Regions from separate parts of the Homo sapiens genome. Here regions 1 and 3 are each linked to region 2. Evidence: chromatin contacts called from ENCODE Hi-C or POLR2A ChIA-PET data. All regions are on one chromosome and are shown on one strand. The core of a region is the stretch at or near the end of the contact, and the rest is flanking DNA. Distances in the headings are between cores, read along the strand shown.

The links. A loop is a pair of places that touch in the nucleus more often than their neighbours do. ChIA-PET counts read pairs that join two places held with the same protein, here RNA polymerase II (POLR2A). Pooled maps may share reads with other maps.
Region 1: a loop to region 2 is called in a map of CD4-positive, alpha-beta T cell, with 2.3 times the contacts of the local background. The contact joins the enhancer-like site here to the promoter of KLF5 in region 2. A Hi-C loop is called at or near these places in 2 of 168 maps with a recorded cell type or tissue (CD4-positive, alpha-beta T cell and naive thymus-derived CD4-positive, alpha-beta T cell) and 7 of 50 pooled maps. POLR2A ChIA-PET finds 5 or more read pairs at or near these places in 2 of 52 experiments (BJ and CD4-positive, alpha-beta T cell).
Region 3: a map of mammary epithelial cell shows a loop between it and region 2 (8-fold over the local background). The contact joins the enhancer-like site here to the promoter of KLF5 in region 2. A Hi-C loop is called at or near these places in 1 of 168 maps with a recorded cell type or tissue (mammary epithelial cell) and 2 of 50 pooled maps. POLR2A ChIA-PET finds 5 or more read pairs at or near these places in 2 of 52 experiments (MCF 10A and PC-9).

What each region holds. Positions count from the first base shown.
Region 1 is chr13:73,519,203-73,523,703 of GRCh38, forward strand. It overlaps LOC105377816 (a long non-coding RNA gene), which reads right to left. Exons shown (of 3, transcript XR_942079.2): 3 at 4,397-4,501. Among named protein-coding and RNA genes, the nearest start is that of LINC00392, 43 kb to the right of the region's middle. RefSeq lists enhancers at 3,276-3,777, 3,778-4,277. Within about 2 kb of position 1,554, at least 2 of the 41 ENCODE cell types and tissues checked have a DNase peak (open chromatin) inside an H3K27ac peak, as active enhancers do; they include CD4-positive, alpha-beta T cell, where a contact is called at or near this core.
Region 2 is chr13:73,056,594-73,061,125 of GRCh38, forward strand. It overlaps KLF5 (KLF transcription factor 5), which reads left to right and starts at 2,412. Exons shown (of 4, transcript NM_001730.5): 1 at 2,412-2,995. The coding sequence starts at 2,735. RefSeq lists silencers at 2,156-2,765, 3,086-3,175.
Region 3 is chr13:73,462,496-73,467,083 of GRCh38, forward strand. No RefSeq gene overlaps it. Among named protein-coding and RNA genes, the nearest start is that of LINC00392, 99 kb to the right of the region's middle. Within about 2 kb of position 3,221, at least 8 of the 41 ENCODE cell types and tissues checked have a DNase peak (open chromatin) inside an H3K27ac peak, as active enhancers do; they include PC-9 and mammary epithelial cell, where a contact is called at or near this core.

The DNA of each region.
Region 1 (4,501 bases), core at 304-2,803, 460 kb after region 2:
GCTGGCTTCTTTATTGCAACCTGTTTTATCAGGAAGGTCTTTATGACCTGTATCCTGTGCCGACCTCCTATGACATCCTGTGACTTAGAATGCCTTAACCGTCTGGGAATACAGCCCAGTAGGTTTCAGCCTCATTTTACCCAGCCCCATTCAAGATGGAGTTGCTCTGGTTCCCATGCCTCTGACATAGTTAGAACTCTGTGAGCTCCAGAAACCATGCCAAAGCAAAGCCCATGACTACCCTGTGTCCATCCCAAGATTTTCCTGCTGTCGGGGGCACAGCAGGGAGTCTCTCCCTGAGGCGGCCAGGAGTTCCTCAGTCAGAGGGAAAATACAACAGGAGAAGAATGGCTGTGCAGACGGCCTGCATAGATGATCTGGTACTAATATATCATTCAGAAAACACTTGCAATGTCCTTTATGATCCTCTCAGGATATTTTTATTACAATTACGGGCAACAGCCCATGAAAGATACGCCACGGTTCTCAATTTACCCAAGCAACTACCATACTCTTTTCTTTACTTCTGCTCTTACATTTAAAAAAAAAAGTTTCAGGGCTTACATATTACCTTTGCTAATTTTGAAAGAGAAGGAAAACCTGCAGAATCAAAAGCTCAAATAGCTCACTTTAAAAGCACTTGAGAACAAGAGAAAGTTTTATGTGATTACATTAATAGCAGTGACAAATGCATGTAAAACACTTAACTGTGGTCTGTGATGCAAAGAAAACCCATTTAGGTGTCATTCATCTTTTTCACATTAGTACAATGAGTACTCTCTGCTTTCTCTTCTCAGACAACACTTGAATTAGAATGCTGCATTTTCCAGAAGCAAGCCTTCTAACTTTTCTTTCTAGCACACCCTTCTATAGAAATGATTTAACCTCTAAAGCCCAAAAATATAAAACAAGATCTTTTTTTTTTTCATCTAATTCCATCTTCCTAAAATTTTTTTTTGGAAACACTTTGTCTTTGAAGGGACATAATTTCTATTTACTGATTGGCTAGCTCTCATATTTTTCTCCTAAAGAAAATAAAGTATGCAAAAGACCAGGCATGGTGACTTACACTTGTAATCCCAGCACTTTGGGAGGCTGAGGTGGGAGGATCGCTTAAGCCCAGGAGTTTGAGACCAGCCTGGGCAACATAGTGAGACCCCATCTCTACAAAAAAGTTGGGAGATGTGTGATGTGTGATGGCATGTGCCTGTAGTCCCAGCTACTTGGAAGGCTAAGATGGGAAGATCATTTGAGTCCAGGAGCTCAAGGCTGCAGAGATCCGTGATTGCAGCCACACATTCCACCACATTCCAGCCTGGGCAATAGAGTGAGACCTTTTCTTAAAAAGAAAAGAAAAGAAAAGAAAAAAAAGCAAAAAGCACAATAAACTATACCTGCTGGTAAGGTATTTCCTAACTCAGAATCATGAAGAATAGAAAAGAAACAGGGAGATGATAAAGAAGAAAACAGTGATGAGGTGTGGAGAAAAAGTGGAAGGGAGGGGGAAAGAGACGGGGAGGAGACAAGTGAGGAGGAAATGGAGGCATTAGAAGTGGCTGCTCTGAACATGCATCAACCTAGCTTCCCACAGCCGTGGATGCTGCACAGCATGAAAACTTCAAGAAACTTTCACAACTGTTCCCCTCCTCTCCTCCTAACTGCCATCTTCTCCCCACTCCCCAGTCAAGTTTTACACGTGAGAGAAACTGTATGATGTGGTGGAAAAAAAAGTTTTATGGAGAGTCAGATGACCCGCCTCTAACTAACCGTGACCTTGCCAGGTCATTCGGCTCCTCCAATCTTCTATTTCCACACTAGAAATAGCAGGGAGTTGGGCCTGAAGATCCCATAGTCCCTTTCATCTCTGACTTACCTGAAAACTCAGACCTGGAGAAGTTACTTGTGCAAAGCCACATAGCTAGTTAGGGGCAGGGCTAGGCTGGATCTAGGGTCTCCTGGGGAATCATAAGGTTTTTATAGCTTCCTTTAGGTGGAGTGGATTGTGCAGAAATTTATTCCGTGGACTAATACAGGCACCCGTCTTATTGAACCACCCTGTGTTCCCCCAAACCTCTTTACAATTTTGGTTTTTGTTTTTACATTTTTCCTGGAAGGTCAAGTCAGCCTGTACAAGAAACCCAGCAGTAGAGGCTGTCTCCTGTTCACTGTGAAAGTGAAAGCTTGGAGAAGAGCAGCCTGTTTACTAATGAGAGCAGTGAGGTCGTACCTCACTAGAGAGGAAAGAGGATGTCAGGCAGGTAAGGGCTTCAGAGGGTCTGGGTGAAGAATCAGTGCCAGTCTCCTCACTCCAACCTCATCCCTTCTCCCGCAGATGCACACAGGGACTGGGTGGACAGGAGGTCCAGTGTTGTCAGTCCCTCCTGTCTGCCCTTCAAATAAACATTTCAAGGCTCCCAAAGGGATTTCTTGCAAACTTGAGTTTCTGATGTGGAAGGAAATGTTTCCAGATATTTTTTAAAAATCACAACAAGCTCCAGCATCATACAAAGGAAAAGAAAATACTTAGGTTTAAAGCTTTGAAGGAATATTAAATAAGAGACAGAATTTTGGTTATGCCAGATATGAATGCCAGCACTATAGGAAAGAACCTCATAAAACATATCAAGCCCAGGAAAAAATAAAACAAGCAAAAATAGACTATCATTTGAACTATAGCAGGCCCATAAATTCAGCTCCAAAATTACAGCCAACACACATACCATATTGTACAACTGAGCCCGCAAAAGGGGAAATTAACAATAAACCAAAAAGTTTTTTAAAATAACATGTTGAAGTAAAGAAAAAATGCAAAGCTACAAAAGTCATAATAAGTAACTTTCTGGGAAAAAAAAAACGCCAATGAAGTATCTTATTTTCCTTTTTAAAGATTCTGGATTTCAGAGAGCATCTGAGATAGTGGATGAGTCAATATGGGTGGGTAGGTTCAGCGTGTTTGACAAATAAGTTTTGCTCCTCACCAGGACATTTGGATGATACATAAATAGAAACCTTCTTTTCATCTTGAGAAGCATAAGGAAGTGCTTTCTCAGAGTGAATATTTTCCTCAAATCACTTGGAAAAGAGAAAGAACATTTATTTCCATGTTTCTCGTATCTAGCAAACTCTATTGACCTGAGGTTGAACTTGAAAACATTGTTCTAGTACAGCCTCTCTGTCAATTCCCAACTTGTCTTTCTTTACCATCTCTCCATGCTCTTAGAAACACCATCTCCTGCAGTACCTCTCACTTTATTTATTTATTTGAGGCAGAGTTTCACAATTGTTGCCCAGGCTGGAGTGCAATGGTGCGATCTCAGCTCACTGCAACCTCCGCCTCCCGGGTTCAAATGATTCTCTTGCCTCAGCCTCCCAAGTAGCTGAGATTACAGGCATGCGCCACCACCCCTGCCTAATTTTATATTTTTAGTAGAGATGTAGTTTCACCATGTTGGTCAGGCTGGTCTCGAACTCCTGACCTCAGGTGATCCACCCGCCTTAGCCTCCCAAAGTGCTGGGATTACAGGTGTGAGCCACCGTGCCCGGGCCCTCCCATAAAGAATGCTTTTTTGTTTGCTGGAAGGTTGAGTAGAATCCCCTCCAGTGCTAATGCCAGTGTGTGAAGTTGAGCACAGGCCACCAGCATCTGCCCCAGCCTCCCAGCAAACCTCCCTGTCTGCAGGGGCTTTCCTGCAGGCCGATAGGCTATGGTGCCGCATGCTGGGACAACAAACTGAAGGTCACCGTTGGCATACCCTTGTGAAATCAAGGTGTTCTTTTTACTTGCTTGCACCTCTATCTCACACCTGCCAGGACCTGGGGAGAACAGAGAATCTTTCCTGCAACTTGCGCGAGAACCAGGCCCCACTCCAGCATTCACTGTGCCAGGCTGCTGTGTTTCTGGAATGCTGAGCTACATTCACATCCATTTCCATCCTCTCTAGAAAGCAGCAGCAGGGCAGCTCCCAGGCTGGGCTGCTATGCTGCCGCCTCCTGTTGCCAAGGCCCGAAGTTTGTGGCGTAAGAGGTGGGTTATGTTTTCGGAAGGTGATACTCTGCTCCCCTTTTGCTGCCTGCTTCTTACCTGTAGTGTTCGAAATTTAAAATTCAAATTTGCCGTTCACATCCGGTGTTATTAGACTTGTTTATTTCAATAGAGAGTGGGAGAGATGACTATACATAGGCCCTACAGAGTGAAAGGAATCGTCTGAAGGAAACAGATCAGGTGCTTGTGTTTTTGGTTTATTCGTTCCTCGGCTGCAGTTCTCTTTGAGTTTCTCTTATTTAGTCTCTGACCCACAGTCAGAGCTAGAATACAGATCGCTATCCTTAGAAGGAAACTGAATAATTAAAGGTCATCCAATATACCGTCATTCTTTTATATAACCTCCAAGGGAAAGCCACTTAGGGCTAACAATGCCGTATGGTTCAGTTTTGTAAAAGTAGAATTATCATCGTAATCCTAGAATGTCATGCTTTCTACTCGGCATAGGCCTGATGCTCA
Region 2 (4,532 bases), core at 1,162-3,661:
ACTTGGTCGAACATGTTCTTTATATGTTCAGAATCACATGGCAAATGTCTCCGAAAAGGATTACTTTCCAATTTCCGTACTATTGTACAGTGCTAAGCTAGTTATTTTCTGTGAGACTGCAGAGCAGGGCATTTCAGAGAAACTATTACTTAAAAGTGGCAGCCCTATTTCATGAATCTTTATGCCCAAAATGGAATTTTAAAACCTGCTACTGTATTGGAGCAAAAAGGAATATATTCAGTTACTATAAGAACCCCAACGCTAGCTTCATATCTATATTATGAAAAGTGGAAATATGAAAAATTAACAAGACTAAAAATATTAAAAACTTAGTTGTATGGTTTTTTTTTTGCAATGAAAAAGCTTTTGTAAATGAAAGCATGTTAAAAAGTGGTGTGAAATTATAGAAGCATTTCCAGTAAAATACATGGATTTTATTGCAGTGAAAACTTAGGTTGAAAGACCGGGCCACTGAAGCTCTCGTAAAAAGACAAAAGGAAAGGTCTAGATAGGTTTAAAAGCACATTAAGATACAGCTACCGAATGTATTAAATCTAAGTTAGATTTAGCTTAAAGTTACAAGAGCACAAAAGTTCTATTAAGAATTATCTACATCACATTTAGGTTTGATGTTATCAGAATTAAGTAACTAAAAATCTTTCAAAGCTCAATTTTTTAAAAGAGTTACATTAAATCCCATCCTAATTCTATAATCTGTTTCTAAGCTAATTAATTACATGATAGGTTTTACATTAGAGAAAAGCAGGACAGCTTTTTAAAGATGAAGATGGACAGCATGGGGCTGCTTGGTTAGAGAAAAACTTGCAAAAGCACTTATTAAATAATACTTTGATAACATGAAAGTAGTCATCAGCCATTCTCTGAAGGCAGTGATCACAGCTATAAAAATGAATCATGTGTCAACAGGAAGAGAAGGAAAAGGAGAAAAACCCAGTTTACAGCATAATTTTATATTTTCTAATAATAAATACATTTCTTTATGTGCATATTAATTTTCTACCCATTGAAAATGAGATCCATACCTTTGATAGATACACTCTTTGAAGTGAACGTTTTTATCCAAGACTTTTTTTTAAAGCTGTTTTACTCTGAAGTGATGAATAGGCTGTGGTATATGTAAAACTGTCTAATGGTATATTGTGTGTCAACATATGTACATTTGTAGTAATATCACAGGCATTTTTATTGCAGTTTATTGTTCCGTCCTCCCAATAAGCCAGATAAAATCATGTACAAGAACATTAAGGATTAAGGGAAGTGGTTTCCTTAGGTGATTGCTGGCAAAAATTCACCCTCCCATTATAACAACATAGTAAATGGATGGTAATATATTTGGCTATTACTTTCCAACAAATTTGGATTCCCAGTTTTCAGAGCTGCTCTGTGTCTATGTTTGCGGCTTTTTGATTGTCTCTTCGTAGGAAAAGGTGCCACAATGTGAGGTAAATGTGCTAGGTTTCTGCTTTGTAAATATTAAAGTCCATTTTTTGAACATACAGTGCTAGCAAAAATAAGTCAAAGATGTAATGTCTATTTAAATACACGTTTGAGCTAGTCGTGCTTAAATTAGATTCCATGCTTCGGCTAGAATCAACACGGCTTAAATATTAGAAACTTCAAAATTCATATGGCCCAAGCCCTCCTCCCCACACACGGATGGGAAGTAGAAATGTGTGGGAAAACGTCTAGCAATTAAAATCCTGAAGGAGTGGGAAAAACCCAGGCTTTTATGCAAGGATCTGAAAAAACGCTTGCCATCAAATCTTTTATTCAGGCATTCTGAATTTGCCTTGTTAAACGGATACACTCACTGCTAAAGATACACAGGGACAAGAGCTGTTTTAAATTTGTTTATCACACCGCCCCTAGTTTTCTGCTAAAGAGAAGTACATTTTGGATATTTAAAAGTACACACTCATTAGACAAATCTCTAAAAGCCTCAGCGCCCCTACCTAGCTGCCTTCTGGGTTTCAGCTTTTGAGTTTCAGGTCCTTGCACAACACCTAAGACGTGCAATACTCTTTTTCTTCCTAATCCTGGCAGAGAACAGTGCGAAGAGATCTCCCTCCGCGTCTCCACCCTAATTCCCCCTCTTCCCAGATTCCACCCGCTCCGCTACTTCCCTCCGCCCCCGGCTCCGCCAGCCCAATCTGTCAGAGAAGTTGTGTACAAACTGCGCGGCCGCCCTGCGCGCGAAGCTCGTGGCCCGAGAGGGGTGCGGTCGGGCCGACGGAGGCGGGGCCCTGGCTGCCTCTCTCCCTGCTCATAGGCTGGCCGCTCAGGCCTGGCCGGCCTCGGGGCCTCGGGATTCGCGGCGGCGCTGCCAATCAGGCGATCGGGCCCCGCCCCCCCGGAGTTGGGTGAAATAGAGGCGGGCGTCAAGTGTCAGTAGTCGCGGGGCAGGTACGTGCGCTCGCGGTTCTCTCGCGGAGGTCGGCGGTGGCGGGAGCGGGCTCCGGAGAGCCTGAGAGCACGGTGGGGCGGGGCGGGAGAAAGTGGCCGCCCGGAGGACGTTGGCGTTTACGTGTGGAAGAGCGGAAGAGTTTTGCTTTTCGTGCGCGCCTTCGAAAACTGCCTGCCGCTGTCTGAGGAGTCCACCCGAAACCTCCCCTCCTCCGCCGGCAGCCCCGCGCTGAGCTCGCCGACCCAAGCCAGCGTGGGCGAGGTGGGAAGTGCGCCCGACCCGCGCCTGGAGCTGCGCCCCCGAGTGCCCATGGCTACAAGGGTGCTGAGCATGAGCGCCCGCCTGGGACCCGTGCCCCAGCCGCCGGCGCCGCAGGACGAGCCGGTGTTCGCGCAGCTCAAGCCGGTGCTGGGCGCCGCGAATCCGGCCCGCGACGCGGCGCTCTTCCCCGGCGAGGAGCTGAAGCACGCGCACCACCGCCCGCAGGCGCAGCCCGCGCCCGCGCAGGCCCCGCAGCCGGCCCAGCCGCCCGCCACCGGCCCGCGGCTGCCTCCAGAGGACCTGGTCCAGGTAGGAAGAGCCGCTCCCCTCCCACCGCAGCACTCCCGGGCTCGGGCGTGTCCCGTTGCTGCGACTCGCGGGCGACAGGGGCCGCTCCAGGCTGGGGCGTGCGTCGGGGCGCACCGGAGCCGGTGCTGGGTGGGCAGCCCCGCCCTGCACGCCTGGCCGGGGCCCCGCGTTTCGCTGAGAGTAAATGGGGGGGGGGGCCGGGGGTGGGAAGGATGGAGGGGAATCTGCCCCGGCGGGTCGGCCTGGGAGAGGTAAGAGGGAGGGAACTGGGTGCTCACGCGCACCTTAGTTGTTTTTCTTACACTTGAGGGACGAAACCTTGTACCTTACGCTCAGTTTTACTTAAATTACGCCTTCGCCTGTACCGCTCTCCAATGCCAAGGCATTGGAGCCCTCCCCCCCATCCCCATCGTCTCGGGTTAAGTAGAAACGCAAATTGGGGTGCTGGGGAGAGGTTCCCCAAGGTTTCATACCCGGTGGCTCAACCTGCTTTAGAAGCGATTGCGGGCCGCGTTTGGAAAATGAGAGTTAGGAAAGCTAAGGTTGTGTCGGAGCGCTTATTTTTCCTTAAAAAAAAAAAAAAAAAAAAAAGACCGGGGGTGTTGTTTTCTTCGTGTGCACGTAAATTTCCTCCCGGAGCCGCGTTGAAAGCTGGCAGTTGGCTTTTACACTTGCCCAGCAGCCGAATTAGAGCAACCGCCTGTTTCTTTCGCCCACGCAGGGAGTCATATAGCCCAGAAAAAACTTCCCGGGACTTTTAGCCTGTCCCAAGGAAAAAAAAATTGGAAACATACCCACATGCAAACAGCTGGAAGAGCTAAAATCAGAAACCACTAACCGCCGCGGGAGCGCAGTGCACGAAAGGGTTTAGTTCAGTTTATTTCAAGACACTTCATTTAGTAGCTCTTTGGCGTGTCGTATATTTGCTACCCAGCGCCTACTCCGTGGGGTCTGCCAGGGTCTTGCTGTGAGAGGGCAGTGGCGTTTGTCAGAGATGTGACTCACATGATGAGAGCGTTAATTTTTATTTTTAAATCATGTCTATCCGGGAAACCCCGTCCGCATCCACACCAAGGTCCGAGATGAAACGCATTTGAAATGAAGTAGTAGCAGAAAATGACTGTCTTATTTACCTGTTAAGGTGCCACAGCTAATATATGCGCCATTCCATCTAGTTGGTTTTCTTATCTTTCGAAATTTCCTTTTCAGTGTTAAAAAATGTAGGCTTAAGTTATACTAGGAGAGAAGATAGCTGGAAAAGGCTTGAGGCGACTTGTTACAAGCTGGTTTATAGCCTAGAAAAGAGATCACCGTTTGAAAAGTATTTGGTTATTTCAGTTTGTCAATTTTCTGCTCTGGAGGCACTAAGAAGATAAGGGATGACTGAGCTTTTTACAGAGTAGGGGGGAATGTAGCATTGGCCCACTGAGAAGGACATGATAAATGTTTTGCTGATGACTGTGCTAGGGATACAGCAGCCTCCCCACCCACGGGCTCCTTAGCAGCACTCTACCAAGGGAGTGATTTTCCCCTAGGT
Region 3 (4,588 bases), core at 1,971-4,470, 410 kb after region 2:
CGACCAACAGCTCTTAGAACTAATATTCTGAACGAAAGCACTGGAAAGAAATGCTTCTTTGAACTAATGAGCAAAATGTCTGGATTTGTACATAATATTTTTGCAAAGCTATTAGGTTCAAATTTCTGGAGGAGGCTCCTTTAGGATTAAGGAAAATCAAGATGAACATAAATAAGGCAGATTTGTCACCTTCATATTTTATTGCTTATCAAAATGAAGCTCAACAAGGCTTAAGTTAGAATAACTGAAGTAGGAGTATGTCATAGGAGAAATTACATTCCTTCTGCTCCTCCATGCCCAGGGTGAAAAAGAATTGCTAAGAGGGAGCTTCTGCTTCTGTAAAAGAGAACGCTCTTGTTATGGTGTGTATGTGTAACTCTTATCCTATATATATGGATAAGTAATGTTTTGTTCGTGATTGCCTACACCATTTTCTCATTTGGTTTTGCTCAGGCTAATGCATGTGCAGTAGGGTTTTTTTAATTTTTAAAATTATAAAAATATTTATTTAAGATTGACCTATAATAATTGTACATATTTATGGGGAATAGCATGATGTTCTGATATATGTATATGCTGTGTAATAAGCAAATCAGGATAATTGCCATATCCATCACCTTAAATATTTATCATTCCTTCGTGATAAGAACATTTTAAAACCTCTCTTCTAGCTATTTTAAAATCCATAACAACATTACTGTTAATTCCAGTCATCATCCTACTATGCAATAGAACAGCAAAACTTATATCTGACCTGAGTTTTGCACCCAATCTTTCTCTATCCGGCTTTTCCACTTCCCTCCCCATCCTTTGGTAACCATTATTTTACTCTTACTTCTATAAGAACACCTTTTTAGATTCCACATATGAGTGAGATCATGTGGTATTTGTCTTTCTCTGCCTGGCTTATTTCACTTGGCATAATATGGCTCCAGGTTCATCTATGTTGCCGTAAAAGACAGGATTCCATTCTTTTTATGGCTAAATAGTATTCCATTGTGTATATGTGCCATGTTTTCATTATCCATGCTGTGCAGTGTTGACTGTCAACACTGTCAGTTTTTTGCACAAAGTGAGGGGTGGGGAGGAGTTGTGCAGCTAATGGAATGGGGGAGATGGCTTGTCCTCCACCTTCTCCAGAATTAGGGCTTCATTAATTTGTTTAAATATTTCAAATCTCCAGGATTGAGGCATACCTACAGTAAAATGTAAATACAGAAACACTTTTCAAGGAGAAATATTCAGGATTCATTGATTGTTTTTCTTTTCCATCAGTATGCTACCATTTTCCTTTATTGACACAGATACTCAAGAATTGGCTATACTGTCATCCCTTAGTGCCTGTAGGGAATTTGTTCCCGGGCACTCCCCACCCCACCATAGATACCAAAATCTGTGGATGCTCAAGTCACATATATAAAATGGAGTGCAGTATTTGCATATAAGCTATGCACATCCTCCCATATACTTTAAATCATCTCTAGATTACGTATGATACTTGATTACTTATGATTATTTATAATACAATGTAGATGCTAAGTAAATAGTTGTTATACTGTATGTTTTCATTTGCATTGTTTTTATTATTGTTATTTTCTTTTTTTTTTTTCTGAATATTCTTAATCCACAGCAAACTGAATCCATAGATGTGGAACCCATGGATACAGAGGGCCAACTGCACTTTGTTTATTCAAATATTAAATGGGAAATCTATTAAAAATCAATCTTTCCTAAATTAAACTGTTTTTAATTTTTTTTTTTTTTTTTTTTTTGAGACGGAGTTTCGCTCTTGTTGCCCAGGCTGAAGTGCAGTGGCGCGCAACTTTGTCTCACTGCAACCTCCGCCTCCCCGGTTCAAGCGATTCTCCTGCCTCAGCCTTCCTGAGTAGCTGGGATTACAGGCACGTGCCACCACTCCTGGCTATTTTCATATTTTTAGTAGAGACGGGGTTTCTCCATGTTGGTCAGGCTGGTCTTGAACCCCCAACCTCAGAAGATCCACCTGCCTTGGACTCCCAAAGTGCTGGGATTACAGGTGTGAGCCACCACGCCTGGCCCCTAATTTTTTTTAAGTGCCTCCCAATGCAAAAACACATTGCCACCCATAAACTTATTTCGGAAAAAAAAAGAATAAACCTAAATAGAATCAAGCCTCAGAAAATTAGAGACCAGGAAAAAAAAAGCTGGAATTACCTTAGAGGGATTACATCACCAAAATCCAGTCTACAGGAAACTTCACAGGCCAAATCACTCAATTTCTTCAAATTGCAAAAAGCAAAAAAGGGGGAGGGGGGAAGCTGTAATTTGAGAGCCCTCAAAGACATTTATTTTTAAGTATTTTAAATAAATACTGTACTATTGTATATAAGGATGTACATTTAGGGCATAAACCATGAAGAAAAGGGAGGAAGTGATGACTGTCAACGTCTGGACTGTTTTTGCTTTTAGGGAGGAGGTAAGGGCTGTCATTGGCACAGCACACAGAGGCAGTACTACCAAAGCGTTTGGCAAAGGTCTATTGTTCCTAATTTTAAATGGGCTTAGCTAGAAAGGAACATATATTAAACATAAAAAGCACTACAGGGAGTTTATAATTTCATTGTCATTGTATCTACTGGTAGTTTCTGAACTGTCACACAACCCCAGGTTCTCTGGAGTCCTTTATGCCTACTCTAGAAGGGCATAAATCCCTTATCACACTTCAACAGCTGTCTGTACACATTTGGCCAAAAGTATCAGAGAACACCAACTCCTCAAAAAGTAGGAGTGTGGGAGAGAGAGGAAGGTTTAAGTCTAAACCTAATTTCCCGGTTCAGACAGTTGCCCGCACTAAAGGCCTCCTATTTTCTTTCAACAGAGATAGCATTTGGTTTTCCATATTTATATCCTATATACTTGTGTGTACAATGCAAGCTTTGTTATGCTGTATCTGGCCAGTGTTTTCTTCCCTTTACAACAGGCAGTAACTGTAGCTGTGCATAATGTACCTGACAGTGAAGGTGGCTGGCTATTGAAGTCTCTTGTTGGGCAACGTTTGTGCTGGCACAGCCATGGTATTTTTCTTTCTTCCTGTCCCTCCAAACTTTCTTGGTTTAATGACAGTCTTATGTTTCATTTGTTTTCTCTGATCCAACGTGTTTATGTGAGGGCAGTTCTAGGGTACATAAAAGTCAGTTTCAGGGTGGTAATTATTGACCATGGTTTTACACAGCACCTCATGTGGTAAGAAGATAAATGCATAATCACCCAGTAATAAGAAAAACTCTGACTGAAGGACCAAAGGACGTTGTCATTTTACTCCACCCTCTGTGAGTCAGCGAAATGGATTGAATTATAAACCAGAAACCAGCACTTCAATCTGATGAAACTCATCCTATAGAGGAAAGTGTCACTACATGTTGGCAGTTTGTAAAATGTGATGATCTGCCCTAATCCATTGGAACTGACATGTCCTTAATAATAGCAACATTCTTTGTAAATTAAATAGCTATTATTTTTTCAAACCTGTCAGGATATGCTTATGCAGTTGACGCACACGTGATCATAGTCATGTTCACTGTGTCTAAAAGTGAGAAAAATAGAATCCATTTTGGAATGTGTAAAATTAAGCCAGTAATCTTGGTCTCTCAAGGCATGAACCAAAACTGAGCTAAAAACCCTGGATTGATTTTCCACATATAAATAAACTGAGTCTGGATGGTGGCATATGTCCCAAGGTCATTGTGCAATGGTAATCGATGATTAATTAATCATGTAGTAAACATTCATTGAGCACCTATTCTGTCCTAGGCACAGTGCTAGGCAAGGATGCAGCAAAGAAATGACAAGAATCGTTCTTATCTGTTTCCATTTCTCCACTGCTTGTTTAACCCTTTCTAGTCAGCAACCTGGTACTCTTTTCTCTCCTGTGAGGAGAGAGACCGTCTGTGCTCCCTGTGCCTTCAAGGCTGCCCTTGCAAAGGACACTTCTTCCACAGAGAAACGAGTGACATATGGTTTATGTTGGTGGCTTAGCTAAAAGGGAACATATTTTCAGCATAGTGCTGCCACCCTTTTTAAAAAATTTCTTGTAACCTCGACGAACCTCAGGAGAAATTCTCTAGAATTGTGTTACAGTACATGAACAATTCTTTTGCAAAGTTATTTCATGACTTGAAGATTATAACAGGTAAGGATTGCAACATGAAGTCATGCAAGACAGGCTTAAAATAATTTGAAATTTTCTGACGTGTCTTACAAATAAACCACTGTGAGAGTCATCTTAAAGTCAGGCTTTATCTTGGACACATCAGCTTATAACCTGGGTAATGATGTGTCTGAAGCAGACAGGATATGGCAAACTGGGAAGCCAAAGGTTTAATCAGGGGGCTTACTATCAGCAGATCTCACTTAATGGACTGTTATCAAGGTGTTGCTGAAGATTGCAAATATTAAGCCTGAAACACCCGATGGTTGCTGTTTTGTTTATAATATTTGAATGAGAACAGCAAGTGAAGAGTATAAGTCAGAGCTACTGTACCTGTAGGCTGTGCCTCACACAAGGGCACCCAGTGGAGAAGGTAGCAGGCTGGGGCTAAAATCCCGTGTG